Linked DNA regions of Mus musculus: all the other regions are linked to region 3. A link is a loop called in an ENCODE intact Hi-C map of the cell type or tissue named here. Cell type or tissue: left cerebral cortex. All regions are shown on one strand. Each heading gives the region's core, and the rest is flanking DNA. Links, peaks and the distances in the headings are about the cores only. Region 1 holds the start of Pou3f1 (POU domain, class 3, transcription factor 1). Region 2 has its middle 90 kb from the start of Gm40241. Region 3 has its middle 44 kb from the start of Gm52719.

Region 1 (10,343 bases), core at 3,035-8,034, 260 kb before region 3:
AGAGGCCTGTGAAAGGCCTTTCCAGTTTCCCAGTTTCAAAACCTGCAGAGGCTCTGGGCTGGCAGGGCAGGGACTGGAAAGCCAAGTTTCATTTGCTTCCATATTGGGACGGCCCCATTCCCCAAGTCAGGGACAAATCTAGGGGTGGGAGAACTAGGGGGTAGGAAGGAATATGGGACGGCATCAAAGTTTTGTATGTTATACTGATGTGCCAGCCCAGCTAAAGACCACAGGTTTGGGGGTCCTGGAATACCTGACTCTGGGCATCACCCAGTCCACTAGCTAGAGCCAAGGGCTTCCCAAGACCTGGACGTGAGCGCCTTCCCAGGCACGCAGGTTCGCCTGGGCTACAACTTTCTCCCCAGCCGAACCCACAGTGCCTTCAACTTTGCTCCACAGAGTAAGAACTTTGTATTTTTCCTGAGAAGGGAAAAGAACTGTGCTATGGAAGAAACAGGAAGGGATGTTTTAAAGGGAAAAAAAAAATTATGTTGACTGGATGCTACCTTGGGTTTTGAGCTGAACTTGAGACCTGTCCCCAGTATGGAGACTTTCTGAGTGATGTGGCCACTGAAGCATTGAGAACATCTCAGAATGTTGGTTTTCCCCCTTTCAACAGCAAACTCATCTCTCCCTCCCTGCTGTTCTTAGTTGTCTACCCAGGAGCTATGACAAGCTTTTCCTGCAGCATAGTCTATGCCTCCACCACTAAGAGTGTATGGGACTGGTAGTTTGCAAAGCAGAGCTAGCTTTGCCCAAGGCAAATAGGCAAGACTCCCTCCCAAGCGGACTTAGTTCTGCCGGACTACTGAATGGACCTCAGACCGAACTTGTCAGAAGTCCAATGTATCTAGGTGGGCTTGGGTACCATTTGTTTGGATGGAGCCAATTGGGGGTAGGAAGCCCCTGACTAGGTTTCCAGTTGCCCTATAACTCTGAAACTTGGCTTGGACCCCGTTCATGGGACACAAGGTGAAATCAAAGTTAGGGGTTGGGGTGTCAGGCACGGGAGGCAAGGCTGGTAATCCAGGAAGAGGCGATCTGCTGCTTTGGCTGAGAAGAGTGTCAGCTTGTATCCAGATTCATGGCTGACCCCAGGTTCCATGTTATCAAGGGTTTTTACTATCCTAGGCCCTGGTCTGGTCTTTGAAGGCAATGGGAACAGGATGTGATTCTTGCTAGACTGTTGTACCTGGGCCAGGTGCCCAACTGCTGACCAAGCAAGCAACAGGCAGGCAGTCCTGTTACTGACCGAGAAGGAGGCTGGTGTTTCCCTTCCTTTCAGAGCCCAGAACTTCAGGAGAGGAACAGGCTGGGGACTCTCACCGCTTCCTGCAAATCAAGCCCAGCCCTAGCAGTAAAGAGAACAGGACACAGCCCTGGGGTACATGTTTATGTGAGTAATAAAATATTTACTATAACATAAATATAAAGGGAACTTCCCAGTCTACATTATTATTATTTTTTGCAATAAAGATACAAAGAGAATGGACCAAAACATTGTTCTGAAAATAATAAAAAATAAAAACAAAATTTAAGCTGAAACCTTAACAAACAGATGAAGAAATGGTGAAGGGGGAAGCTCCAAACACATCCAGAAAATAAATAGAGATGGGTCAGAAATTAGGAAACCATATTAAAATATCTTTTTCGGTTTAGTCGGGCATACAAACCCTTTAGGATGGGGAGGGAGAACAACCCAGAAAACCAAAAAATAAAAACCAAGCACAAAGTGTTTCTTCCCCCCCTGCCAGTGTGTACATATCTCACATATTTACATGGTTCCCACCTCACCCCAAATTTGGAGAATTTCTCCCCAGGGTTCCCCCAGCATCCCGCATCCCGCGGGGGCCGGAAAGAGAGCAGGGGGAAGCGGTAGGGAAACAGGCGCAAGGTTCTTGGGGGGAACGGGTTTATTTCTACAGCTAGTTAAAAAATAGTTCCAACTTTTCCAAGTTTCGTTCGTTAAGGCCAGGAGGGGCAAGGCCCGGCGGGGAAGCAGTGGCCCGCGATGCGTGCTCGGTCTTGCGGGTGGAGATGCCCCTTCCCACCCGGGTGTGCGTGGGAGCGCAGACCCTCTCTGCTAGGCCAGGAACCGAGCCGAGGGCTCGGGTAAAACGAAACGAAAAATGAACACTCAAAAAAAATTTTTTTGTTAGTTTTTTTTTTTTTGTTTTTGTTTTGCGTTCTTGAAGGAGGAGAGGGGAAGAGAAAGGGAAAATAAATTAGGCTAGATTAAAGCTTTGGCTATTTCCTGCTTTTATACACAGATGCGGCTCTCGCGGCCTCCCCTCTGGGGCCCCGATAAATACAGCATACAGCGATTTAAATTAAGGGCGCGGGCGGAGTTAGAAGGACCCCAGGAGCCGAGAGGCTCCACGAATAAATAAAAACCGTAAAAAACCAAGCCCGGAGAAAAGGTGAGGGGGTGGGGCGCGTCCAGGTGCGAGAGAAGAGGCGCGGAAAGAATAAAGTGACAGCCCCCACCCGTGACCTGCAGGCTACAGGGAGTCCGCGCCCGGGAGAGCTGCTGGGGACTCTCCTCTCTTCGTCCATTCTCCCGGGGAATCCCTAACCCCGCACCGCGTTACCTTTCGCTGTGGGGAGGCCGCTGCCGGGATCCGGCCCCGAACAGCCCAGGGGCAGGGGCGGGGGTCGTCGAGGGGATGGGGATAGGGAGCAGGCAGTGGGCACAGGGCGCCCAGAGTGAGTTGGCGCATTCTGGATCTTCCGCTGCTCTCTCCCGGGACTCGGGCGACACAGCCTCTCGGCCGCCTTTCGCCGCTCGCTGGAGAGAGGGGTCGGTCCCGGGTGTTTGGTTTTGTTTAAAAGTTTCTGAGCTTTTTTTTTTTTTTTTTTTTTTCCTTTTTGTAAAATCCAAAGCAAAACCGAATAAACAACAAAAAGAGTCCAGGCCGCGCGCGCTAACTGCGCGCCGGAGGCACCGCTGCGCCGGCGGGGAACCCAGTCCGCAGGGTCACTGCACAGAGCCGGGCAGTGTGTGGTGGTGGTGGTGGTGCAGCGCGGCCGGCGGGGGTGGCGGGGGCGCAGAAGGTGGCGACGCGCTGCCCCCGCCAGGCCCCAGCTCCCCAGGCGCATAAACGTCGTCCATGGGCGGGTGGCCCGCGCCGGCCGCGGGGGTCATGCGCTTCTCCTTCTGCCGCCGGTTGCAGAACCAGACACGCACCACCTCCTTCTCCAGTTGCAGGCTGTCGGCCAGGCCGGTGATCTCGTGCGCAGACGGCTTGGGACACTTGAGAAAGTGGCTCTCGAGCGCGCCTTTGACACCCACCTCGATGGACGTGCGCTTCTTGCGCTTGCGGCCCTGCGCCGCGATCTTGTCCAGGTTGGTGGGGCTGCCGCTGGACGAGTCGGTCTCCTCCAGCCACTTGTTGAGCAGCGGCTTGAGCTTGCACATGTTCTTGAAGCTCAGCTGCAGGGCCTCGAAACGGCAGATGGTGGTCTGCGAGAACACGTTACCGTAGAGGGTGCCCAGCGCCAGTCCCACGTCGGCCTGGGTGAAGCCCAGCTTGATGCGTCGTTGCTTGAACTGCTTGGCGAACTGCTCCAGGTCGTCGGAGCTGGGAGCATCCTCGTCCGAGTGCTCGCCCACCGACGAGCCACCACCGCCCGCGCCCGGGTGCAGGTGCGCCGCCGCCGCGTGCAGGCCGCCCGCGTGTGCATGTCCGTGTGCGTGTCCGTGTGCGCCCAGGTGCGGTGGTGGCGACGGCTCCAGCTGTGCCTCGTGGCCGTCCTCGTGCAGTGCGTGGTGCAGGCCGGGTCCCGCGCCGCCGCCTCCCGCCGCCAGCATCCCGGCCAGGCCGCCGCCGCCGCCACCGGGGTAGGCCGCCTGAGCGTACAGCCCGAGCGGCTGGGGCTGGTGACCCCCGCCGGCCCCGGGCGACGGCGACATGGCGGGGCCCAAGTGGTGCGCTGTGCCGCCTTGTGCCCATGCCGCGCCCGCGTGGGCCGCCCCTTGGTGCACCAGGCGGGCGTGGAAACCGCCGCCACCGCCGCCGTCGTCAGCTCGGCCGGTACCGCCACCGCCTGCCTTGCCGTGTTCCAGGTGCGGGCCGCCCGCCCAGTCGCCGCCGCCGCCTCCTCCCGTGGGTAGCCATTGAGGGTGCGCTAGGCCCACGGGGTGGCCCGCGCCCGCGCCCAGCCACTCGTGGTGCATCAGCTTCTGCACTTCGCGGTACGCGGCCCCCGCGTGCAGCCGCTCGGCCGCCGCTGCCGCCGCCGCGGCGGCATCGGGATGCATGAGCGGCCCTGTGCCCCCAGCTCCGCCGCCGGGGCCCCGCGGCAGATACTGCGCGGTGGTGGCCATGCCGCCCCGCGCCCTGCGCCGCCCCGCCGCCGCCGCCGCCTCGCTCCGTCTGCGGGCCCCGCCGCCGCGCTCCGCCGGCTTAAAGCCCGGACCCGCTGGGCGCTCCGGAGCCCCACCCCGCCCGCCGCCCATTGGCTGCCCGCGGAGCCGCCTCCCGCCTCCCGGCCCCGGCCTCCTCCCCCCGTGCCCGCCCGCCGCCGGGGCCTGCAACCCGGAGCTCGCTATTGGGTCTCGCTCCCGGGGTCCCGCGCGCCGGCAGTGCTGATTGGCCGCTGGGGCTTCATTCATGACCCCCACCACCACCGCCCGCGTACACATTCACGCCCCGGGGGCGCGGCCGCCACGTGGGGAGTGGCGCGGGGGTGGCACTGGGACCGCACCCCCTCCGGTCCCGGCTGCGTGGGCCCCGCTCTCACCGCAGCGCGGGAGACTCGGAGCCCGGTCGGTCCCCACGTTCCACACAAGCTCAATTTCCGCCTGCATCCCACTGGGGCGGGCGGGGGATTGCGGGCTCCGGGAGGCGCTCGGGTTCCGAGCAGAGACTCAGCCCCGCACTCTTCCCTGCGCTGCGCCTCTGCCTGCGGGCCAGGATCCCGCGAGTCTGGGCTGCAGCGAGAGCGAAGCTGCGTGGCTTCCCGGCTCGGTACCGCGCGGCTGCTAACCTCCGGGGCCTCGCCTCCTGCGGCTGCCAGGTCGCATCGCGTTCTCCCAAGGTCTTGGTTTTCCCTCTACTCCCTCTAGACTCAGCGCCACAACTAGCTGGACCTCTGCAGTCCTGAAAGTGCAGCAGGCACGGACAGATTCGGATCGGCTTGGGCTTCACGCCTCTCGCCGGCTCGCCTTCCTTTCCCTGGGCACCGAGGCCAGGTGAGTACCGCGTGGGCAGTGCTGAGCCAGGACAGTGAGCCGCTGAGCCTGTACGCGGAGATGCAAGCTCCAGGAACCAGTTGGGCTCCAGGGTTCTGGAATGAGAGAACCTCGGGGTGGAGACTGGTTCCAGAGAAAGCGCCACCAGTGGGTGGGGAATGGACACTGGGCCCTGTCCTGCGCTGCTGTAGCCTTTTCGTGTTGTTTTCCTCCCAGCTGGAACCGGTGGTCTGTCGGCAGCGCTGGTTGTGCTGGGGTTATGCCGCCCGGAAACTTGCAGAATAGGATTTGTGGACTGACTTAGGGAAGGACAGTTGGGCACCTCGGAAATCCAATGTGCAGGCTGGCAGCTGGCAGCTGGCAGCTGTCTAGCCTCCCGTGGAGTCAACTCGGACTTGTCTGATAGGGAATTGAGTTCGAGGTGTCCTTGTTGGAGAAGTGGACAGTGGGATGCGGCCAACTTCTTCATCCCTGTCCTTGTTTTGTGTCTCTCCTAAGGATCCTGAGTGGAGGGGGCCTCAGTTGGAGCTGGTGTGTGCTTCCTCAGTCTGCATGCCTCCGTACTTCTGCCTATTCCTCTGCTGGGCTTCTGTACACTGCTAGACCTTCTTCTGCTTCAAAGTGATTCAAAGATTTCTGGGTGCCGAGCTGGGGACCTAGCTAGGACCTCACTGGACAGGAATCTACTCAGGACTGTAGAATGAAGCCTATGTATTTGAAGACGAGAGAGAGAGAGAGAGAGAGAGAGAGAGAGAGAGAGAGAGAGAGAGAGAGACAGAGACAGACAAGGGCTCTAAAGGCAGCTGCTGTGGAGATCATCTAAGAGTGGCTGCGACAGAGTTGACAGTGACAAGAGTTACCCTGTCCTCTGAGCCCTGAATGTCCCAAGTTAAGCACCTGCTAATGGAAGAAGAGGCCAGGGTTGTCTGACTATTTGCCATAGTCCTGAACAGGCATTTTCTACCTGCTGGAGTTATGATGGGTTCCTGTATCTGAACCCAGGTAGGGATGCTGGGTTTTCCTGGATCTTGGCCCAGGAAGCAGTCACCCTGAGGCAGCCCAAGTTCTCTTGGTCCATGAACCTGGCTAAGCTTTCTCCCAGCCCTAAGTGTAGGACCAAGGCTTGAATTCTTACAGCGGAAGTCTCTCAGTCTCTCATGCCAGTCCTAACCAGGCCTGTATTACTCTGAAGATTGGGCTCAAACTGGAACTTCCTCTTGTTTTTCAGTTAAAGTACTCTAAATTTGGTTTTCCTTTTTGTAAATTGGGACTGACCATGGCTTACATTGTATCCCTGTCTCCCTAAGGTGAACAGGGAATGGTATGAGATAGAGGGAGTGCCCCCCTCCCCACACAAAGGGCTTTTATTTGCGCTTTTCTGTTGTTGCAGTTTGCTAGGTGGGCAACTAACTTTCCTCAGTGGGCTGTGCGGTTTGGACCAATTTACTTTTTTTCCTCTTCCAAGTTTGACAGTCTGAGAGTCTATACATCTACCCTGATCCTGCTGGAAGATGGGAAATGTCTGGACAGCAGCAGACAGGTTACGCTGTACAGATTTGAGGTTACCACTCAAAGAACAGTGAGGCATGGTGCTGTTCTGTCCATCATTTGGCTTGTGCCTTAACTCCTGGAGGAGCTAATGACATCATCCTCATAGGATGCAGCAGGGCTAGTCTTACTCATGCCGGTCTGCTCCCCCCCACCCCCATTGCTGTAGTTTGCAAGAAGTGGCAGTTTTGGCCTTCAGGGTAAAGATGGCCTACAGTCTTATCTCTGGCCATGCTTGTGAGCAGGTCAGGACTGCCTGGAAGCTGTGTTCCCTGGTCCGTGCTGAGCGGAGGAGAGTTACCCTCAGGAAAGCAGTACCTAAGCTCTTAGGTTGTTACTCAGCATCTTGGTCCCCAGCCTAAGGCCCCTATAGGCAAGCAGACTGTGTGAATCACTTGCTTCTCGGAGCTGAGGTTTCTCCATCTTACAGAGGAGACAGTGATGCCTGGATCTTAGGATTGCTCTGAGGATGTGATGAAGAATGTCATTTAAGTGTCCTTCCTGTACATAGTAGATGCTGCCCCAGGGATCAGCAGCAGCATGAACTAGGAAAGGTAAAATTCTTAACTTTGCATTGGAAATTTTAGACCCTCTACATTGTAGAGTCTACAGTGAGATGGGTTGAGTCCCACTTTTCCTAGGAATTGAGTTTCCCATAGAAGATGTTGGTATCTGTTTCCTTCTTGTTCTTGGAGATTGCATGGGGCACTGAGGACCGTCATAGGACCCTGGCAGATACCTGTACCAGAATGGCTCATCTCTCCAGGACAGTGGTTCTCAACTTGTGGGTCACAACTCCTTTAGGAGTCAAATGATCCTTTCACAGAGGTCATCTAAGACCATCAGAAAACACAGACATTTCCATTACAGTTTATAACGGTAGCAACATTACAGTTATGAAGTAGCAATAAGAATAATTTTATGATTGAGGGGTCACCACAACATGAGGAGCTGGATTCAAAGGCTCGCAGCATTAGGAAGGGTGAGAACCATGGCTCTAGGATCGTCTCCTTCGCAATCTCAGGGAGAAGTCCTCTTTCTAAACATACTGCACAGCCATGGGGTGAACATGCTACTTGGCTGGTGCACATGGAATGGTGGGGACACGGCAGGAGATGTTCACTCTCACATATACTGAACATAGAAATACAGACATGCAAGTCAGTACAGGGACACACGCATACCAATTCGCCACAGGGACATAATCTTGCATGAGTAGAGGAAACATGCAGTTACACAAAGCAATGCCTGATGGTAAATAAAGCAATGTGTCTAAACAGGGTCAGATATAGAAAGCTCACACAGACTGAAATGGGTCTTCCTTGTCTGACACTAAAATATGGGCCCCTGGGGTCACAAACAAACACAGATTCTTTTTTTTTTTATAAAAAAGTTGGATATTTTATTTATTTACATTTCTAATGTTATCCCCTTTCCCAGTTTCCCCTCTGCAAACCCCACTTACCCTGCTTCTATGAAAGTGCTCTCCCACCCATCCACCTACTCCCGCCTCACTGCCCTAGCATTCCTCTACACTGGGGCATCACTTCTTCACAGGACCAAGGGCCTCCCCTCCTATTGATGCCAGCTAAGGCCCCTTCAGCTCCTTCAGTCCTTCCCCTAATTCCTCCATTGGCGTCCCTGTGCTCAGTCCGATGAGCATCCGCATAACAGTGATTCCTGAGTGGCACATAGTGTTAGTCACACAAATAGGTACACTTTGGTATCTATGAACTCTCTTACCCACCTGAGCAGATACAAAGAGTTCTACCATCTCATAGACACCCTTATCCACTCCCTGAATGAACCACCAGTTCTCAACAAAGGGCCAGAAAGCTGGAAGAGACTGTGCTCTGTCCAGAGTCTGGTCCACTTGCTCTCTCCTCAATGTTAGCCTCAAGGACATAGGAAAGTTCTTTCTTTTTAGTTGTTTTTCCCTCCCCCCTTCTCCTCTTCTTGCCCGTACAGGGCAGCTCCCCAGCTAGACTGCTGCCAGTCTCAGGCTTCCCCGTGGGGCTCCTGCCCAGCTGGCCCCCAGGCAGGAGCTCCTCCGCTTTCCCAGAGTGCCCAGCCTCCTCCAGGCTCTGGAGTGTGACCGAGCGCCTGCTCATTTGACACAGGTCACTGAACCTCCAGCAGATGGGGCCCTCGCTGTGGGGGGCCTTTGAGCTGCAGGGCGGTTGGGGGGTGGGTTGTGGGTGTGGGGAGGGCTCTGTAGGGAGGAGTCAGAGCTAGGCAAGCTCCAGTCTGCAAAACCTGAGGTCACAGACATAGACCTCCACCGAGGCTGCCTTGTGAACACAGCTACACTCTTAAGGCTGTCACCGGCAGCACCCTGGCAGTGATGCACACACTGTTATAGTTCAGTTTCATGTTCCTGATAGGGCAACTTGTGCGGTGACTCATGAGCACAAGTTTGGGGCGGGGGTGGGGGCGGGGGTGGGGCAGGGAGGAGGGATGCAGTCCTGTTTAGTGTCTCTTGGTGGCAGCTGGATCTGGCTGCTTTCCCCTTAGGTCCCTGAGCCCCTTGAGCTTTCTTCTAACCATTAGTGGGGAGGATTGGAAGGGCAGAGGGCAGACTCAGCCGCAGACGCAAACCTTTGTGGTGTGGGGGCAGATTCTAGATGCACCACCTGGAGCCCTTGCAAATCAGGGATGCTGGGAAGAGTAAAGGGAGGACTGGGTGACAGAGTTCACCTACTGGGCTGATGGAAGAGCCTTGTCTTAGGATGTCCTCCTACCCATGGGCTTAGACTCTTTATTTGGGGCCAGCTGGGTTTGGGAAGCAATTTCGGCCTGCCTGCCTTCTCTCCCTCTGCCAGTCTTCTCAGAGAGCAGCAGCCCCTGGGAGTCAGGGTCCTGACATTCATCTGGGCCTTGGCTTAGGGCCTGTGGATCTTGAGCCAGTCTCAGTATCCTGATCTCTGTGGCCTTTGACCTCTCCATAGCTTCCTTTAGAAACTGGGCAGGATGACCTCTGATGGTGATTAAAGAGGTGACTCAGCGATGGGTGACCTCTAAGATGTGCCCTGTGGAGGACAACAGACCGTGTGGACCCCCAACATTTCCCCGAGCCTCTGAATAAAGTGTTTTGACTTCAAAAAAGAAAGAAAGGAAGGAAGGAAGGAAGGAAGGAAGGAAGGAAGGAAGGAAGGAAGAAAGACAGGAGGTGGGATGAGATTACCACCCAGTGGAAGCTCGGAAAGGGTACATGTGACTTGATTTTGCTCTCTGTTAGCTGTCTGGGCGAGTTGTAGGAGCAGAAACTGCTCGTTCCTCCGATTAATTATTTAATTTCTAATTATTGTCTGCATGAATGGGGTGAGTTTGTGTATGGGTGCGTACCTGCCATTGTGCATATGTGAAGGTTAGAGAACAACTTTCAGGAGCAAGTGCTCTGACTTGATGAGCCATCTTGCCCACCTGCCTCCCCCCCACCCCCACCCGGAGGTCTTGGTGAAGGGTATCAGGAGTGACCTTACCCACTGGGGCCTGTTTGTTGCCCTGCTTGTTCACGGCTGAAATCTTTTTGGATGTCCAATCCCCACCTCAGCTTCCTGAGTGCTGAGATTGCGCCGCCACACTTTTTTACGCCATGTAA
Region 2 (10,343 bases), core at 2,978-7,977, 250 kb after region 3:
TCTGCTTTCTTATAGGACGCAGGACCACCAGCCTAGGGATGGCACCACCCATCATGGGCTGGGACCTCCCCCATTAATCACTAATTAAGTAAACACCTCAAGTAAGCTGGACTTATGGAGGCATTTCCTTAATTGGCGTTCCCTCCTTTCAGATAGCTCTAGCTTGTGTCAAGTTGACATAAAACTAGCCAGCACAGACATCAGCAGGCAGTTTGCAGACAGTAAACAAGACTTATTTCCTTGCTCAAATAGCCACAGAATATTTTATTGATAAACCACAGAGAGGCTGGCTGCTGTGTGTGGTCAGTCCTTACCGAACATCTATGTCAAACACAGCCACAGTCACTGGGGCATCACCACTACTGTCTGGTAGCAGCAGCCACAAGGCATTAAGCAGCATTCAGTATAGAACCTAGAACTTGGGAAACATACAGCCTGGGAGATGGCTCCATGGGCAAAGGTGCTTGCCACCTAAACCTGACATCCTGAGTTCAATCCCCGGAACTTGCATAAAAAGCTGGGTGGAGTGGTGCACACCTGCAACTCCAGAACTCCTGTTTTGAGACAAGAGGCAGAGACAAGAGAATCACCTGGAGCTAATGGGCCGGCTAGCCCCGAGCACACAGCACACAGAAGAGACCTTGTCTCAACAAGATGGAAGGCAAGAATAGACTTCCAAAAGCTGTCCTTTAATGGCCCTACACATTCCATGGCATGAATGAATACACACACACACACACACACACACACACACACACACAGAGAGAGAGAGAGAGAGAGAGAGAGAGAGAGAACTTAAGAACGAGTTAATGAGTTAATGGGCATGAGCATACGCTCAGAGTCCGGAGATGCCTGCCCCAGTGTGGTGCTGGGGATGTGTGTGTTATAGACTTGACAGAGTTTGAAAGCAAAAACATATGATAGATTAGTCTGAATGTCAGATCAAAATCAAATAATTTTTAGTATAAGTATGTTTCAATACCCCATGGAACTACTTTTATGAAAGAGAGGACAGAAGCAGAGAGGCAGAGTCAAACTGACCAGGGTCCTGTATTTCCTAGACTTCCCTACTATGGGGTCTAATACAAAGTTCGTATGCACAGTTGCCCACATGTCTGACCCAGGCTTAGATGCCTGCTTGGCTGTGACTGCCTATCATCTCTCCCTGTATGGGAATTAGCTCAGAGCACAGGTCATGATGGACTAAGGTACCCTGGTCCGGTGTTTAGAACCATCCAGAATCATCATCAATTTGGTTCACTGATTATGGCACATAGTTAGAGATGCGGCTGGGATAACAGGCAAGAATATGACCAGGCCTGGGTTCTGGAGGTCACAGCCCCTTACCCGCTTATCACTGGATTAAAGGCTTCCAACAGAGAAACCCAACCCCAAAGCAATGGCTCCTTGGGGTGCGGGGAGCTCAAGAAGGTATCCTGGTCCAGTGGACAGAGGATTCCAGGAAGAAGGGATATGTGCAAAGCAGCAGAAACAAGAAGGAGAGAAATGAAGCATTCTGGACTATGAGTCCAGACTGACTATGCCTGTGGGGCGTGAGGGATGCAGAGGGAATGGGGTGGGCTCCTGTCTCTGGAACTTCACACCTATGTGGCCTACGAGGCACATGCCACTCTCAAGCTCAGTTTCTTGAATGTCAGGTAGCTGAGTGCTTAGCTGCTGAACTCCCAAAGCACCAAGCTGTGCAGCTTTAAAGCAGTTTGGTCTGTGCCTGCTGGCATATAACTATAACCCCAATGCTTGGGAAGCTGAGGCAGGGGAATTGCGTTCAAGGTCAGCTGTAACGCATAGCAAGACTCTGTCTCCTCAAAACAAAAACAAACAAAAAAACAGTTCTGAAGGCATAGAGATTAACAAAGGATTTGGGGGCCTGGCATGCAGACAGCCAGGCGTGTGTTTAATGTTACAATAGCAACAGCTGACAGAGATACACAGGAAGTACTCTGCACTTACTAAAATAATGTTAAGGACTGGGGAGCTAGATGAGGATCCAGGTTGGATTCCCCAGAACCTGTGGGGGAAATGCCGGGCATGTGGTACTCACTTGGAATCCCAGAATTCAAGACGCAGAGAGAGTGGAATTCCTGGAGTTCACGGGGATGGCCAGTGTAGCTTACTTGGTGAGGTCTCAGCTACTGAGAGACCAGGTTAAAAAAATTTTTTTTTAATTTTAGGTGGCATAAGAGGAACAACACCTGAGGTTGTCCCGTAGCCTTAACACACATGTTTATATACACACAAAAGTCATGTTAATAGCTCCTACTGTATTTTATGTGCCAGGTTTGGGACTAAGCTGCTACCTGCATTATGCTACTAGCTCCTCACACATGTCTTCAAGACAGGTGCCTATTGTCCCCATTTCACAGAGAATGAAACTGACACTCCATCCATTGATAACATTTGCTCCATGCCCCTTTGACACTGGTGGCCGAGCTAGGACTACTCAGTTGCTATGAATCTCTCTGACACCGGCACTCCTAGAATGTTGGAGAGATCCCCATGTATGGCACATCTTGCAGATTTCCCTGGAACAAGACTTGCCCCTGAGTGTGTGTGTGTGTGTGCACGCACGCACACACATACACAACTGGAATCAAAATTCCACACACATCCTAATCCCTGTACATAATATTTTAAATGACAAACCAGCCAATTAGGGAACCCGTAACCAAAATCCACAATATATGCAAACAGTCTGTGGTCAACATCTGCACAGGGTCAGCTGGTCTCAGCTCAGGGAGCCAAGTCTCTATAGGAAGGTCTCTGAACTGGGGTCCCCAGGGAAGGCAGCCTAAGGGACTAGAGGCAGGCGCCTGATTTCCCTGCCAAGTGCTTGCAATTACAGCCATTCTCCCTGCACCACGGACTCCTGGGGAGGAGTCATCTGTCGCTCGCACTCGCTTAAACTGATTAGGAAACGCTTTCTTCATTCCAGAGTCTTCCCTGTATCTATCTCAGCAGTGTGTATATAGCTGCTGCCCCGGCTTCCAAATCAACTTGGGTCTTAACTATTCCAAAACCATCCTGGATGTCCTTGGCATGCTGGAGTCTTTCCTTCTGCCTGGCTACATCTTGACAGACTTCACTGCATGTTACCCTAGAAATAGCTACGTCCACTCCCCGCACTGCACTCTTCCCCCAGCTCTGAAAACAGCTCCGGCTCATTTCTCCAGCCTCGTTCTGGAGTTGTGTGGCTCCTCTGGAGGTTGGGTTGACCTGAGAAAAGCAGCCAGTGTCTGGCCTGCTGTGAGATGGGGGCCCGCCCCATACTGTACTTGCTGTGAGGTTGTGATGGTTTCTCTATGGAGTTTGTCTTCAGGACACCCAGAGGTGCTCATCCACATCCCTCTCTTAGAGTTCCTAAAATACTCTCCTTATTCCTCCTCCTTTTCCTCCTCTTCCTCCTCCCCCTCCTCCTCTTCCTCCTCCTCTTCCTCCTCTTCTTCCTCCTCCTCTTCTTCCTTCTCCTCTTCCTCCTCCTCTTCCTCCTCCTCTTCTTCCTTCTCCTCTTCTCCTCTTCCTCTTCTTCTTCCTCCCCTTCCTCCTCCTCCTTTTCCTCTTCCTCCTCTTCCTCCTCCTCCTCTTCCTCCTCCCCCTCCCCCTCCTCCTCTTCCTCCTCCTCCTCTTCCTCCTCCTCCTCCTCCTCCTCCTCTTCCTCCTCCTCTTCCTCCTCCTCCTCTTCTTCCTCTTCCTCCTCCTTCTCTTCCTCCTCCTCTTCCTCCTCCCCCTCCTCCTCTTCCTCCTCCTCTTCCTCCTCCTCCCCTTCCTCCTCCTCCTCTTCTTCCTTCTCCTCTTCCTCCTTCTCCTCCTTTTACTCTTCCTCCTCTTCTTCCTCCTCTTCCTCCTTCTCTCCCTCCTCCTCTTCTTCCTTCTTTTCCTTCCTTTCGGTCTCTGTCTCTGTCTCCACAACACACACTCATTCTCAAACTCTTTCAACCATGGGTCTATCTAGGTTTGGATGATATAGAGTGCGTTTACATGGGCTGTGATGGCTCAGTCTGAGCCCCTTGACTCAGGTTTCCTCCCTGGCTCATTTTGGGTTTCTTACTAAGAGCACATGACTGCCAGGAACATGCATAGTCTATAACCCATGCTAGGTGTCTGAGTTAGGGTCTCATTGCTGTGAAGAGACACCATAGCCAAGGCAACTTTTATAAAGGACAACATTTACTTGAGGCTGGTATATAGTTCCAGAGGTTCAGTTCATTACCATCATGGCAGGAAGCACGGCAGCGTCCAGGCAGATATGGTGCTGGAGAAGGAGCTGATCTACAGCTTGTTGCAAAGGCAGACAGAAGGACACTTTTAAATCCCGCCTACACAGTAGCATACATCCTCCAATAAGGCCACACCTCTCAGAAAAGGCCACACCTCCTAACAGTGCCACTTCCCATGGGCCAAGCATATTCAAAGCACCTCACTGGGTATAACAGAAATAAGTTGAGAAATAAGTTGAATCTCAATTCCAAACTGGGAGTCAGTCACTACTGCCTGTGTTCCATGGCCCAAGTTATCTCATTGAGTTTATCCCAGTGGGGCAGAGAACTAGAAGTCATCGTGAGCACTGCAGGAACTGAAGAGTCACAAGAAAAGAACCTGCATAGGTGACACCAATCCAGAGAGGAAGTGAAGAGCCAGATCTGCAGGACTCTTTGGAGCACCCAGTATTATCGGAACATTCTAGGATTATCCAGGCTAGCCTTGTACACATGAGACAAGGCGGTGGAGCTCCATGCTGACGCTGGACGTGCAGACATTTCCCGTGCTGTCTGTCTGGGGAAAGGGGGCCCGCTTCCCTCCAGAGGACACATGTATTAACTCACTGTGACCCTGTGACCTCCCTGAAATTGCTAACACAACCATCCTAGGAGAAAACAGAACAATTTGTACATCAGGGTTTGAGGATCAGAGTGGCAAGTTCTCTCTCCAAGGGCTTTGCCTCCTCTTAAAGAGAGCAGTGTCAGGCAAAGAAGGGCCTTCACCTCCCACTTCAGTGCTGGGACCAACATGATCCCATGATCTCTTGGCTTCTCCTCTCTCAATATCCAATCCCAACTCCTTAACTCCCAACCACGACCTTGCCTCTGCTCTCTCAGGGGCTTTTTAAGCATTTCTACTTTAGAGTACTGTGCCAGAGAAAACAAGTTAAGATTAGAGCTAGGGGCAGGAAAGAAAGCTGGACCCTGGGCAAGGCCAGGCCAGGCAGATGGGAAGCTGTCTGGGCTTTGGTGTCCAATTAGCATCCTCTATACTTGGAGCTATGACTGACTACCAAGCAGCCGGACAGGGGAAGGCTGACCGGTCAGCTGGCGAATGAGCCCTAATTGCATGTCAGACACACCAGGCCCCACAGGCACCGCCCTCTCCCCACCCCCACCCCCACCTCCCAGTCAAACTGTCAAGAGACCACCACAGAGAGCCAAGGGTGGGAAGACAGCAAATTGGTCCAGCCTGCCTGGCACTCCGTATTCTGATGCCCTGCCTCCATCACACAGCTTCCTTTGTTTTTGTTTTGTTTTGTTTTTTTCATTTCAAAGGCTTTCGGGGAAAGATTGCCCATATTCGTGAAAAGTTTGCTGGGAACGTCTGGGTGGGAGAGAGCTTGTGTTAAAAGAAGCGCTGGGCACAGAGATTTTGGGCATGTATTCCATGATGGCCCCAGTTGTCCTGACTGTGGGGACAACCCTCCTACACACCCCTTCACACTCCTTCTTCTCTGTATTTTTAGACAAGTGTTTCCGAGCCAGCTGGGAGCTAACGGAATGCTTCCTCTTGCCTCTTGCCTCTTGCCTGGCAGCCTTTGCTGTTCACTTAGGGTGGAAAGAAAAACTAGCTACTTAATTACTCTCCACACTCAGAGGAAGAAACCACACTTCCCCTGGAGGAGGCAAACGTGGGTTTGAACATGTGGGTGGGTACAAATACATAGGCATCAGGTGCCCCTGTGCCCAACGGGTTCTCCACAGAGTTGGGAGATGTGCAGAAGTAGGGTGTACGGTGGGAGTGTGCTGAGCAGGTAAGCAGGGGTGATGTTTAATGCACAGATCTATCAAAATTGGTTTTTCACCCAGGTTTCCCTCCTCACCACCCACCCTACTATGAGCGAGCCAGCATTTTGTTTATGGTCTTCAGGGGCTTGCTTGGGTCAGGCAAAACTAGAAATGGCCAGCAGATTTCCCTGCCTCTGTGTTGCAAGAGCCTCAGCAAGCCTTTAGGGAAGCAGTGTTCTCTGGTCTTGACAAGGGTCTAGGCTGACAGAACTCCTAGCCCACTCACTGGAGGTTGACAGAGAAATCCTACCTCCACCTTGCTAAGGGCAAGAAAACAGAAAGGCAGAAGACAGCAGGGCAGACTCATTTTTATCAGCCCCTCTGAACGAAGATGCCCAAGCAAATGGAACCAAGAACGAGCCATGAGATGTCCACGTGTCTAGTATGACCCAGAAATAACAGAAAGCCAGCGAGCATCTGGGAAGACCTAGCAGAGAGCCCCATCTCTCTCCTCGTGCTTAGGGATGCAGAACAACAGCTCTTCCTTGTGGGTAGAACGTCCTAAAGAACGAAGTTGGTGTCTACCCCTCAAACTCTATGAGATAAGCGTTCAGAAGCAAAACCTCAATTCTGTGATAAAAAGAAAGCCAATAATTTCAGGTAACGTGCCTTACTCATTTATCCCCTATGGCCTTAAGATCTTTCACACTCCCCTGTCTAAAAGTGCCCTGACCCTCCACTCAGCTTCCGTCCTCTCTTCATAGTGTTCACCTCTGCCTGACAGCACGCCATACAGTCTTTGTGTTTAGTCTTTGCCCCAGAAGGCTGCTTTGTCCACCGTTGGACCTATGCCTAATGGGAAACCGGGCAGTTGCAATCCTGAGCTGTTGAATGCCTGAACTCACTGAGTACTCAGTGGCGACACCTGCTGGCAAGTAGAATATTGCCATTCATCCTTACTGAGCATCCTGCTAAGCCAGAAGGAAGGGAAAGGCTTTTTCTAAGTACTGTAAGTGATAGGATTTTGAAACTCCAGGCACAGTGGGGGGATATTTTTTTATTCTGGACAGAAGTTATAGACTGGGGATGACACAGACTATGAGAGAAAGTAGAACAATAAATTTAGTACAGGGAAGAGAGACTTGACTCCCAAGCCTCATATCTTGCTTGGCAATCACCCTTATTTTTTAAGATTTTATTGCATTTTAGATTATAGACATGCATGAATGTCTTTGAGGGTTTGTGTACATGAGTGCAGGCGCCTTCAGAAGCCAGAGGTGTCAGATCCCCTGGAGCTGAAGTTACAGGAGGTTTTGCGCTTCCCAGTGTGGGTGCTGGGAACTGAACTGGGGTCCTATTGCAAGAGCGGCAAGCACGCAACCACTGTGCCATCTCCCTGCCCCCACTCACTCATCTTAAACTTCATCTCCCTATTCTCTTTTCATTTCAGGCCATCTCCCTCCAAAAGTTCTCATCGTGAATACTGGTTGGGGGCAGAGAAAAGGGGGCTGCAGGAAATGTCGGGGCCCCACTCCGGCAGCGCTTAGAGTGGAGCTAAGGAGAGAGAAGGATGGTTTGTCACAAGCGTCTCCATCTGAAGACTTTACTGACTCTTTGAGGTTTGCCAAGTGACTCAGGTGTGCTCCCTTACTGGCTCTAGCTATGAGCGTGTGGACAGTAACTCATAAGCACCACAGTTTCCGTGAGGAAACCAATAAGACAAGGAGACTGAGCCCAAGGAAGGAAGTGTCCAGACTCTCCCACGGAGACTCCGGACTGGACCAAGAGTCACACCCAAGTCCTCCTTTGAGCTTTATCTGTTGAAGTTTGTGTTCAGTGGTCTTAGCCAAAGGATAGAAATTTCCTCTGTGGATCCGAGACAGGCAGCTTGGAAACCAACAGTAGACCAGTGAAGACTCTCATAGTTTAGGGTTCTGAGAACCTAGTAATGGAGAATATAGCCCCCAACACGCGCACACACACACACACACACACACACACACACACACACACACACTCATCCCAACATAAGAACCACCATAGCTACCATCGGAATTAATCCATTTCCTGTTGCCTGGGGGTACTTTATAGAGAAAATGGGTTTATTTAACTAATATTTTAGATACTGCATATCCAAGGTTGACTGGCCTCATCAGTTTGACCTCCAGTGAAGACCCCTTTGGTGGTGTCACAACATGAAGGAAGTGAGAAGGGAAACAGACACATGCAGGAAAGGCCACACGCATGGGGAGTCTTTGCTCTTATAAGCCCCATTTTCACAGGAACTAACTCTATGAGAGCAGCGTTAATCCCTTCTGAGGCAATGTGCCCAGTGGCTTAATTACCCTGAGGCCTCCTCTGTTATAGACCCCACCCCTCTCCACACAGACACTCTGAAGACCAGGGTTCCAGCCCATGACCCTGGGGTGAGGGATACACTCCCACAACCCATCTACAAAGCTTAGCACCTTGCCAGGGTGGTTACCACTTTATTCTCAGAACTTTTGATGTTTTCCAGTAGGACTCCGAAATCCAAGACCTCCCCATCGAGTTGCCCACATCCTCGTCTTTTTTAACAGGAAAGCTCTGACTGCACCCCTGGGAGTGTTTGCCCCAATTCATTATCAAATTGCTTGCAATTATCAAACTGTGCTCCCTTGAGTTGACCTTTAGCTGGGGAACAGCTATATTTAGAGAGACACCAGCCCTTTGTAATTACCCCCACTCCGATTACTTAAAGGTCGGCTGCAGATGTGACAGTTTGATCCGCGGTAAGGGCTGTTTCCAGGGTCTCCAGATAATTATTCAAACCAGACAATAATTAGCAAATATTTTCTACAAATGAATCCATCCCCGTTGCTCAGCACCAGAAGGGAGCCCAGAGGCTCACTTGGGCCACACACTCGATTATGACAACAGTCTTCACACACACATATCCCTTCAGACTCGATCAAGAACATCGTAATTAATCTGTCTTCATCAGTGTAAACTGGGGAGGACACCTACTTTACCGATGAGGAAACCGAAGCTCTGAGAGGTTCGGTAGAGCTTTGCCCAGAGTCTTTGGCCACGCCTCCCGGCTCCACACCTTTTCCTCTTTGCTCTGAAAACCACTCCTTCTGCAAGTATTTATTGAGTGTCTACCACATGCCTAGACTTGCAGTCAACTGCAGAAAAAAAGGCAGTGCCTAGCCATGTTCTTGGTGCTCAGACGCTCTGGGAGGAGGGATGGGAGACACAAGGGTCTCCTGGGACACAAATGGGAGACACAAGGGTCTCCTGGGACACAAATGGGAGACACAAGGGTCTCCCGGGTGAAGACGCTTCAGGGATAACTCCCCAGCCAGAACTTAGGCTATCACAAGTTAGACAGAGAAGGAAGCCGCAGACAGGGAAGGAGGGAGTGCGTTGAGTGCGATCCACCAGCGTTCTCAGCACAGTTTGGGTGACTAAGAAATGAAGGGCATGTGTCACCTGCTCCCCTGGGAGGAGGAATTGAAGAGGATATAGGTGACACGGAGTCCGAGAGCAGCATGGCAGAGAGGGCTATTGAGCTTGTCTTCCCTGGGGCCTGGCAGCCCCATTTCTGTCTACTTTACCCGCTGGTCTTCCATTCAATAAAGGAAGCCGTGGTTTTTAAAAAAAACAAATACAGAAGTCATCAGTTCATAAACCTTTTCGGGTTTGAGTTATGTATAAAGCATCTTGTGTCTTGACTTTACAATTTCTTATTAAAAGTGGGGAAAAAAATGAAGTCATCGATAATAGCTTTTTAAAAGAATTTCCTCTTGACTGACTGGCCAGCCATCAGATTCTAACCAGAGGAAATGATTGTTTAAATACTAATGTTAATATCAATGATTAATAGCTTCCTAGAGCTTCCTGGATGCTAGAGACTCTTCAGAGAAACTGGTGTCTGTGTTGTCCCTGCAACCCACGCTATGGGAGTCACCTCACCAAGGCTTGGGCTCTTCTCAGAGACCGATCGCCAAAAGCCACTCACTTAGGGTGAGACATGAACCATGCAGGAGGGGGCACAGATCCTAGATGGCTCAACTCCAGTGGGGATCCACTGGTGAAAGAGAATGGTGTGCCTTAGGAATAAGCCAGGAAATGCTAAGCCCCCTTCTAATGCAGAGAGAGGGGGAGGGGGAGAGAGAGAGAGAGGCAATTTTAATAAACTCTTAAGATAAACTCCTCTATAAAGACATTATGTAACTCTTTAGGGAAGATATTTCTCCAACATTTCAGAAGCACTCATTTATCTACAGACAATATTTATTTTTTCACTTATTGTATCAATCTCTATTATTCTATTCATTAGCGTGAGTCCCT
Region 3 (10,343 bases), core at 2,450-7,449:
GAATCGGAGCAGTTGAAGGACCACATCTCTAGCTAGGGAATCTCAAGGCTGGGTCTTCATCCATTGTGACGGAAGGGTCAGGTGGTCTCCTGAGAAACCACTCCCTTCCCATTTAGCACAACAGCCTTCAGAGAAGCCATGCTATGAATGAGCACCTACTGTCTGGAGCAGGTTCTCTGTCTGATCGGTGGCTGGTTCAGCAAGTTGCTGAAACTTGTCTTAGGGCAGGCTGGGTAGGTGCCCTGACAGGGACCCACTGCTTTAGATTTTACTTTGGAGTAGGAGCACACTTAAGGGGCACAGCCTTGGACTCCAAGGTTCTTCTGAAGGCTGGCTTTCAGAGTGGAACGTCAGACTGTCAGCCAGAAGATATACAGAAAGCCAAGTGCACATGAAGGTAGATGGGCCAGGGACGGAGCAGGAAGCTGCTGGCCATGAGTGGCATTCGCCTCCTTGGAAATGCAGCCAATCCATGTCTCAGAGACAAAGACTCATCTCCATGCAGGACGTTCTCATGGAGGGAGTTCCTAAGGACGCAACATTGTCTGAGTCACACAGCAACTGCTTGGCCTTAGTTTGAGCTACTTGTCATTCATTTGTCTTGGCAGTCCCAAAGCCTGGGTGCTTATATGTTTCCTCTTCAGGACTCTTATTTTCCTTCGTCAGTGTTGGGATGGCCCATGGCTATGATCCAGAATCATTGCCTTCAAAGTAGCCTTTCTGACAGTTGTGGGGGAGATCAAGGCAGAAGGTGGGAAGGAGTTCTCCACGAGTTCATGTTCCTCTCTCAGAGAAAAGAAGCTGAAGGCTCCTTCCACTGTGCCTTGTATATTACTCTTTTATTTTTTTTAAAGATCAGCAGCAAAATGATTCATAAAACCTTGGAAACGGGTTTAGCGTAAAGCCTCAAAGAACAATAGCTCATTGTGCTCTGAGACTCCCACCTGATGTTCTGCCAAAGGCGTGACACAGGCTCCTTCTGAGGGAGCTGCACCCCGACAGTCACTCCCAGCTTGCACTATTCCTGGGCTTCCATGGCAACACCAGGAGCATCGGCTCACGCTTGCTCGGCTAGCCTCACTAGCTGGCACAGAACCCTGGGTCCAGGCCTCAGGACCATCCCCAGCCTGGGATGTTGTTGGTAGGTGGGACGTCACTCCTACCTAACACCATGCACACAGGTGCACCTACCTATACATGCTAAGTCCTTTATCTTTGCACCTCTTGAAGCTGAAGTTCTGCACCATCTGTACTGCCTACTCCTCTTAGCCCCATCTGGCTTGGCAGCCACCTGCCTGATGTCATTTTCTTCTGTCCTTGCATTCCGTCGTGTGGCAGAGGACATAAACAATCAGATTAGAAGTCAGAGGCCACAGAGTTCAATATCCTCTCTTTTGAGAGGATGAAGAGGCGTGTGTACAGAGGGGGGAGGGGCCCATCACTCTACACAGCAGTGTGGCTTGGGACGCAGAATTGGTTTTCTTTCTTCCAGGCATGTATCACTATCCTGCATAAAAGATGGTCTCTTGTCACCTGTTCGGTTGCACTTTGAAGTGGCTCAGTTGTTTCCCATGTGGTCTCTGCTTCCCATCGAGCCTCCTTGAGCAGCTCTCCCAACCCCAACAGGGTTGATGCTGGCACCTGCTTTCTGAGCTGTCAGAACCTCTGGCACTGCCTATGTAGTGAGTCATATTTGAGTGCTTCAGATCTGGGTGGGGGAATTGTTCAAGGTTAGCTGGTCTCCCTCACTCATTCTGATGGGGAGGAAAGGAAGGCCCTGGGAGGTGGAGAGGAGTGGCTGGAGGGATTTGATCAGTGGCCCAGCTCTTAGGAGAACAAAATGTTTGAAATCAGAAATAGCTTTGGTGAAAGAAATAGCTTTCGGTATTAAAAAGTTGGGATAGAGGTAGAACAGGTGTCTTCTGGGTAGACTGTGCCCAAGCCCTATGTGGAGACAGGGGGCGGCCATACTAGCTTTCTTTATTTGGGCACTTACAGATCATCGGTGCCTCTTATTTCTCCTAATGGTGCCCAGGAATGATCTGCATTTCTAATCAGCCCCATCTCCACCTTGCAGCACAAGCAGGAAGCTGATGATATCTTCGTCTGGAGTCAGTGAGATCTGGGTTCAAATCCCAGCTCTACCCCTATTTCAGCCTAGCAAGTCTACTAGGATGGGTGGTGTGTTGGAGATGGCTTGTAAAAACTGCTAATCACATTTTAAGAATTTGGTAAACCAGCCATTAAATAAGGCCATTGCTGAAGATGAACTTACATAAGATTATGATTACATAAACCTTGTTTCTGGTCAGCACTAAAGCAGCACGTGATGTTTCTAATCATTTTACTACTGATGGTATACAGCAGTGGTTCTCAACCTTCCTAGTGCTGAGACCCTCTTAATACAGTTCCTCATGCTGTGGTGACTGCCATAAAAACTATTTTTGTTCCTATTTCATAACTGTAACTTTGGTACTGTTATGAGTTGTAATATAAATCTTTGATGTGCAGGAGATCTGATAGGTGACCCCTGTGAAAAGGTCATTCAATCCCATAGGTTGAGGAACCCTGCTCTAGAGCTCTCCTCATCCTGATTGTATCGGTTTGGTTTGAATGGCAAGAATGCTATACAGCAGCGCGCTACCCACATACCCAAGAAGCCGGTGGCACAGAGATGGAACCTTGTCCTTTTGCCTTGACATCAGCTGAGGTGGAAGGCTTCAGATTGTAGGAAGCAGTAAACATTGCTTTGAGATGTGAGCATTATTTTCTTTAAACTTTTATTATGAGGATGATTGTGTATGTGTGTGTACGAGTCCGTAGACACACGTGTCACGGTGCACATGTGAGAGGCAGAGAATGACCCGGTGGAATCAATTCTCTCCTCTCCACCCTTGCACTGATTTCTGGGATAGATCTCAGGTAGCCAGGCTTGCCCGGCAGAAGCTGTTGCCCGTTGAGCCTTCTCGCTGGCCTGAGAATCGTCCTTTTTGAGAGTTGGCTGTTAAATACTTTGTCACTTGCTCTTAATAGTATGTATTTCCATTGGGAGGGAATTCTTGTTTGCAGAGGAGGAAACAGCCTTACGACAGGAAGTGGTATCTGCAACTCACGTGGCTGGCAGGATTGTGAGCCAGAAACGAATTTCACTGTGTCTTAGAATTCCAAATTTGGCCCTCTATTTTTTTCTTTTAATTTAAATTTTTACCTTTTGCAATGTGACTGCCCTGCTATCTCTCTTCAGGCTCTGGCGGGTCTTCAACAGAGCAACAAGGTGCAGGGGGCTTGGCTTGGCTGTAGAAAGGTGTCGGGGGAGGCAGAAGCTCTGTGAGGCAGGGCATGCTGTGGGAGGGATACCTGCCTGCCGGGGAAGAAAGGCAGGATTTAAAGCCCGGCTCTGCTGCAGCCACCTCTGCAAATGCTTGAGCAGCCGCCCACGGCCTTGGGTTTCTCCCTCCTTTTCCCTCTGTGGCAGGGATAACACCACCACTCACCGTTGGTTTGAAATGTAAATGAGTGAACCTTCCGTTCTCAAAGTACCCAGAGTGGAGCTGTACATAGCTTGGAGGAAAAAAAAAAGGCTCAGCTCCTTTCTGTCTTCCCCGTTCCTGCCTTCTTTTCCTCTTGATGAAGATTTTTCAATTGTCAGTCAGTCTGACCACATCGACGTGTCTGGAAATATTCCCCTCTAAAGGTAGCATCGTTCATTTCTGGGCCAACTGTCCGTCGAGTTTTTGCTCCCCATACTGGGAGAGCTTGGATCTTCCCTCTGGTTGGTGGGATCCAGGGTGTTGCACTGTGTTCCAGACCCTTGAGGTACTAAGGATCTCACTACCCAAGATGCCAGAGGCTTGAGAAATGAGCACCAGCTGTGCTGGTTTTTTTGTTTTTGTTTTTGGTTTTTTTTTTTTGTTTTTTTTTTTTGGTCTCTGGCTAAGATCACCTGAAGAGCAGCAGATGTGAGGCTTGGTGGGGTAGCATAATTAAGGCTGACCCCTGTTTGCCACAGAGAAGAGAAAAATCTGCTCTCTTAGGTGAAGATGGCCTTTGGGAATGAGGCAAGGGAAGACTCAACTCTGGGGCAGGGCAGTGCTGTTAGCTCTTGAGCTGAGTTGATCTTGAAATCCCAACAGCCTTTCTGTTCCATTCCTCCCAAAGGCCTTGCGTTCATCAACAGTGTCTTGTCCCCGCTTCCTTGTAGCCCTTCACCCATCTCTAGATTGACAACTTGAAGCCCCATGCATGGTCCATGTCTTATAACCCCTAAGCAGCTTCAGCCCTAGACCCGCAGCTCCCTGCTCATCTTGGATTCTGGGAAACTCACTTGGCTATTTCTTCTTGGGCAGAGCAGACAGCTCTGCCAACTGTGTTGACTGAGTGGTTACTGTGAGGCCCCAGCCAGGAACATCACAAATCCTTTTGTTCTGAGTGACGTCTCTGACAGTCCAAGTGGGACTGCTCTGACCTTCTCTGCTCTCCTCCAGGCACCGGAGACAAGTGTTATCTCTTGGTCTTCTCAGAGAACAAAATAAGGAGTGGCAGAGCCTTACTGTCCTCCAGTTCCGAGCCACAAACGCCAGGGCAGAATCTCTCTCTTGTTCTGAGGCCCAACCCTCTTCCTCTGTAATTCTCTTCTCACTGCACCCCTGATCCCGCTGGGACAGTACTCCATCAGTCACCTCCTTTTCTTTCATTTCCCATCTTTCCCTTTTGGCTGACATCTTTCTAGAAACTTCTGGATGTGTTCGGGCCCCCTGACCCCCTTGAGTGACTGCTCTATCCGTCTCCATCACTCACTTGTCACCGCTGCCGTTTCCTCACCGCCCACTCCTTCCTTAATCCTTGTGCAATCTGGCTCCCGCCCCCCACTTCTCTATGGAAACTGCTGTTCTCATTTCACTAGCAGCATCCTCACTGGATTGAATATGTTCACAGCTCATAGGAAGCACCAAGAGAGGGCAGACTTTCCTCCCGGCGCTGGGTGAGGTACCGAGGAAGGTCAAGGCTGATAGCAGATTCACTCACAGGGAGATTGGGTTTCAACCAGTTGGCCGCTGTGTCCTGTGCCCAGCGATCTTTGTGTAATTCCATTGGGTTGACAAGCAGATGTCCTCTCTCAGTAACACTCCAATTCCCCATTGCCATCCTACCAGTTTGCATTTCTTCAGGATTGCCATCCACATAACCACACCCATGACCACACTGTTCACAGGCTCCTCCTCCTTTTCACCAGCCCCTCCCAGGGAAGATCAATTGATCAGCGGAGCTGATCGATCAATGGCTGCTTGACCTACTGAAGAGAGTTCTACTGAAGAGAGACCTACTGAGGTGTTCCTCAGCCTCTGTCATATAGATTCTGATCAGAACCACTTAATAGGTCAGCAAGGATGAAGCCTTGGCATCAAAACAGGATTTGTTCAGCTGACTTTTAGGCAGTTGAAAAGCGCGTGCTTTCATTTTTTTCAAACAATATAGCACGATTTAAAACTATACCTATAAGTTGTCTTTCCCTACTACCGTACTTCTAGCGTCTGAGGGATTCTTTCTGTCCTCAGTGGATCCTCACTAAATGCTGAATGAGTGGACAGACCCATGAGTGACTGAGAAAGTATCGCACAGCTCAACTTCTTTGTAAGTTCATCATGAGCCAACTCTCTTGCTAATGCCAACTTCTGGCTGACACTGACATTAACGACAGCTCTATTTTTGTACCTAACACATAGGAAGACATGACCTTGAGGATCAAAAAGTTTAACAAAGCCCAGGGGCCCAAAGTTGATCCCTTTTCCAATGCCTGGAGTGGTCTCCACGTGTAGTCTGTGTCCCATGTCTGGACAATGACCATCAGTCTTGCTCTACAGAGCCTGGAGGACGAGTTGGCAGGCAGATTGGGAGGTACACATCTGACTTGGACATTGTTTCAGCACCTCCTGCCACTCAAGTGTGTCCCGGGGAAGTCAGAGAGCTGGCTGGCGGGTCAGGCTGGTGCCCATCTTGAGTGTCCGGTCTCCTGTGGAATCCTGCCACTTCCTCCCACTGATTTGGGCAGGATCTTCATTGTCTGCTCAAATGTAATTAAAGAGTCCTCTGATGGTGCCAATTAAAGACTCGGAGGGACAGGAGCGGGTGTTCACGGCATCACATGGCGCGGCGCGGTGAAGCTGTAAACATCCATTAGCCATTACAGTTCTCATTAGTCCTTGAAAAACAACTCATTAGTGTCCATAGAACTGACAGGTAAATACAGCTAATGGGCTAAATCTATCAATAAATTCATTGTGTGCAAAATCAGGGTTTCTGTCATTGTGCTGCTTGCGGTGACTAATCAGAAGGTTAAATACTCCTCCTGCAAAAATATATATAAGTTGCAAAGCACTTAGCCTGATAGACTGTGGAAAAATGGCATGAGAGAAACTAATGAAGACATCAAAGGCTTTATTTATACGTAGGGTGGGTTCACTGTAAGTTCAGGTTGCTATGAACTGTCACAGCTGTTTAGCTGAGACTAAATTTTAGAAAGCATATTGATTTGTTTTAATTTAAACGGGGCAGTTTACAAAAGCTGCTTGAATCTGAAGTTATTCCAGAAATGATTGCTTAGCGTGTGGCGGGGGGTGGGGGGGGTGGGAGGCAAGTGTGCTTTTCCAGCGGCCCCATGGGCCATCTCTAGGGAGGCTGCTTCTCCTAGGCTGTGCCAGCAGTAGAGAACTGTAGAGGGACTGTGTACCAAGAGGTGTGTTTAGTCCCACGTCTTCACAGTGCAGTGGGCTCACAGGGAGCCAGGGCAGCCTGGATTCAGGTCCAGGCTCACTTGGGAATTTGTGGCAGTGTCCAGGTTTCATAGGCCTTACCAAATTGGACCTTTTCTCTCTCCAGGGAAACTAAGGTGCCCTGGGGAGGGGGGGTCACCCACAGTTAAGGGTGGCTTCTTTGTGTATTTGATCTACTCTTCTGCCTGCTGCCTTCTCCACCCCAGCTGTAGCCATAGAATCCAGAGAAGTCACAGCTTGCCACCCTCTGCATTCAGCTAGCCTAGCCCTGGATACCTGTGCTTTGGGCAGCCCTGGAGTTCACCTGCTTCATTTCAGCCATGAAACTCCCATCTCCAGAGGATAGTTTCCCAGCCTTCTGCCCAAAGGCTTCCCCTTTGACACTGTTAGATGAAAAAAAAAATCCTTATCTCAAAAGGATATGACTTGAGAGGCAAGGTTATAAACTGGTCGTTGGTGAGTTCCCTCTGACTTCTGCCTCAATTTGAATTTGTGATCTGCATAAAAGTAGTAGAGATTTTTACATATATAAAAAAGTGTCTTTCCGGCTGCTTCTAGATAACCTCAACTCTGGCAATAGTGGGCTCTGTGGCCAGCCCGGCCCTACTGGAAAGGGCTGGGCAGCTGTTGACCCCTTTGCGTGGGACCTGTACTTTCCCCAACAGTCTCATGTCCACCTGTTCATCCTCCACCACGGCAGCGCCCTCTTTGATAGCCGCAGTGAATGGCACCATACGCTAACACCAGCATCATGACTTTTGACAGAACTCGTTGTTCTGTGTCACCATCGCTAGACCTAATCCCAGGCAGACACAGCTAGCCCACTGGCCTCACCCCTTCCTCTGACTGGAGAGGTGAAAGAAAGCAAGTCTTTGCATTTTAGCTGCTTGCACCCAGAATGTGCCTTGGTGCTCCTAGGACCCTCGGGATGGTGGCTCTCCAAACCCTTAAAGGGTTTTCAGAGCCTCAGCATCTTAGACGGGTGCAGTACCCCATGCAGCCTCCAACATGGCCTCTCCTAAGGAAGTGGGTGTGTGCGTTTGTTCTCTCAGGAGACCCTTGCATCCTTTAGTGATCCACGCTTCCTGTGACGCCCAGGCTCTCTACTCAGCCCTCCCTCCTTCCTTCCCTTCCCTCCCCACCCTCCTTCCTCCCTCCCATTGTGCCTCTCTCTCCTCTCCTCTTCTTCAGCATCAGCATCTATCTGCGTCCTCTTAGCCAGTGTGCTCTTCTCACCTCCCGAGAGCTTGGGTACCCACTCTTCTTCCTTCAGGCAGGAATGTTCTTCTCCTTTGCACTCTAGCTGGCTGGGCTTTTTCCTTTTCCTCAAAATTGCTAAGCTGGTTTTGGGGCCCCTGGTTTCCTGGTGCGCGTGTTTAGCGTGTGTTTCCCTAGATCATCCCACGGCTGGCTGCAGCTCATCACTCAGCTAGCTGCCAGCTCAAATTCCACCTTCTTAGAGAGGCTTTTTGCAACCGCCCTCCCACCCAGCCGCTCCTCCTCAAGGCACCGAGCGTGGTCTGAATTTATATCATTTCCTTGTTTGTGTTCTTGGTTATTTATTTATTTTTACTTGCCTTCCAAGCAGGCAAACTCCATGAGAGCAAGTCTTTATCCCGCCCCATTACCAGCACACCTTAGTGCCTAGATTGGAGCCCCAGGACTGCTCAAAAACAAAAATATAAACAAACCCGTCACATGACTGACTTTAAAGACCACTCCTTAAGTGTGAGAAGACACTGGGGCCTAGACTATTTCATGCACATGGGAATGGACACAGAAGAAGAAAGGCAACTCATGAGAAGCAGTGATGAAATTCTCAGCTCCAAGCATGGCCAGAGATACATCAGTTAAACAGCAGGCTGCCTCCCTCATCTGTCTGTCCGGCTGAATTCGAACAAGGATCTGAGCAAAAGGAGACGCTCATGTCCCAGTGACGTCCTACAGCTGTGCAAACTGTGTCTAAGAACTCTATACGGTCACACACTTGGCTGAAGAGCAGTTCTCTTCCCGTGTCTGCCCTGGCGAGGTCCGTGGCGCAGAGTTGAGCACACAGAGGTACACGCACTGAGAGACAGTCATCATGCATTTACTGTGTGTTCTGGCAGTAAGCAACACACTCTGTAGCCCTTTGTCTCACCCAAGTTCTGACCAGGCCGGACCCTGCTTACTCTGCAAAGTCAGACATGATAGTGCATGTTCTGGGTGATATGGCCATAGGTGTGCTTAGTCCTTTCTTCCACCACTTAACTTCTAGTTGGGGAGAGACAGGCCATATTCATTCAGCCAGTAAATGCAGATCATGTCTGATGATGAAGGATGCTGCGGAGGAAAGTGAAGTGAGGCCAGCTAAGGAGCAGGTTACTGCGCTCTGTGTGGCAGAGCCACAGACAGAATCCCCTGATTTATGTTGAAGCCCTGGTCTCCAGTGTAATGGCGTTAGAAGTGGGACTTTGGGAGGTAATTAAATTTGGAGAAGATCATGTGATTGAACTCCCATGATGGGACTGATGCCAAGGGATGAAGTAACCTGTGCTCATTATCGCTTGCTGTAGGAAGGAAGCCAGAGGAGGACCTTCCCAGAGAACCCAACCATGCTGGCACCCTGATCTTGGACTTTGGGCTTCCAGAACTGCAAGGAATACATCTTATTACAGTAGCCTAAGTTGACTAGCAATAGGGAACCAGGGAAGATCTCTTAATAAAGGCATGAAGGATGTGCATATAGGAGGAGAGAGGATGATTTTAGGACATTGTGACTCATCAACACAGAGGTCCTGAGGTGACTGGGACCTGATGAACTTGAGGAACAACAAGTACCCAGAGCAAAGAGATTTTCAGTGGGGGAGATGACAGTAGAGGGGACATGCTAGAGCTCCGTAACTGCAAAGCCCGCCAGCTTCTGCAGGGATTTTCCTTTTACCCAGAGTGAGAGGAGGAGCTTTGGTCTCAGTTGTTTTAGAGAGCTCATTCCAGCAGCCAAGGCTGTGCCTAGAATAAACTGGGGTAGGATACAGCTGGGAGATCGAGTGGCTCTGGCTGATCCTCAGGTGAGAGATGCTGGCCTCTGATTAAGGAGATGACAGAGCTGTGTTCATGTTGGGAAGACACAGATGTTGCTGCTGAAGAATGGACCAGAGTGGGAAGAGGAGTCCAGACTGGCTCTGGGGGCTTTAGGCCTGAGCACCCGGGAGACTGGAATCACCCTTTCTGCAGGAAAAGGGGAGGCTGCACAAACACAGGATTAGGGATGTGATGTGTAAACACCACAGTAAAAAGCAACTTAGAGAGGAAAAGGTGTATTTCAACTTATATTCTCAGACCACAGCCCATCATTGATAGAAGCCAGGCAGAAACTGAAGCAAAAACCATGTCTAGTGGCTTGCTCTCTGGTTTATTCTCAGCCAGCTTTCTTAGAACGTCTCTGTGTAGGGATGATGCTACCCACGGTGGGCTGACCACTCCCTCATCAATCAAGACACAGACACTGGCTTGTCCCATTGAGGTAATTTTTCACTTGAGGTCCCCTTGCCCCAGGTATCTTCAAGTTTGTGTCAAGTTGACAAGAAAAAC

The links. Hi-C counts contacts between places; a loop is a spot of excess contacts. Peaks named below come from ENCODE experiments on the same cell type or tissue, not always from the same donor. Only the 100,000 strongest peaks of a DNase experiment are listed, where the experiment ranks them.
Region 1: a loop joins it to region 3, with 3 times the contacts of the local background. A loop is called at or near these places in 5 of 42 quality-filtered maps.
Region 2: a loop joins it to region 3, with 6 times the contacts of the local background. A loop is called at or near these places in 3 of 42 quality-filtered maps.

Annotation. Positions count from the first base shown.
Region 1 is chr4:124,651,691-124,662,033 of GRCm38, reverse strand. It overlaps Pou3f1 (POU domain, class 3, transcription factor 1), which reads right to left and starts at 4,388. Exons shown (of 1, transcript NM_011141.2): 1 at 1,379-4,388. The coding sequence starts at 4,327. The coding sequence ends at 2,978. Gm2164 (predicted gene 2164) reads left to right here and starts at 4,547. Exons shown (of 11, transcript NR_168006.1): 1 at 4,547-5,194. In left cerebral cortex, for the core only: a CTCF peak has its summit at 5,355; DNase peaks (open chromatin) are centred at 4,133, 4,604, 5,272, 5,682 and 1 more place; H3K4me3 peaks cover 2,566 bases; H3K27ac peaks cover 1,060 bases.
Region 2 is chr4:124,138,837-124,149,179 of GRCm38, reverse strand. No RefSeq gene overlaps it. Among named protein-coding and RNA genes, the nearest start is that of Gm40241, 90 kb to the right of the region's middle. In left cerebral cortex, for the core only: a CTCF peak has its summit at 6,936 (motif pointing left); DNase peaks (open chromatin) are centred at 3,039, 5,728 and 6,929.
Region 3 is chr4:124,391,654-124,401,996 of GRCm38, reverse strand. No RefSeq gene overlaps it. Among named protein-coding and RNA genes, the nearest start is that of Gm52719, 44 kb to the right of the region's middle. In left cerebral cortex, for the core only: a CTCF peak has its summit at 4,955; DNase peaks (open chromatin) are centred at 3,158, 3,450 and 4,887; H3K27ac peaks cover 879 bases.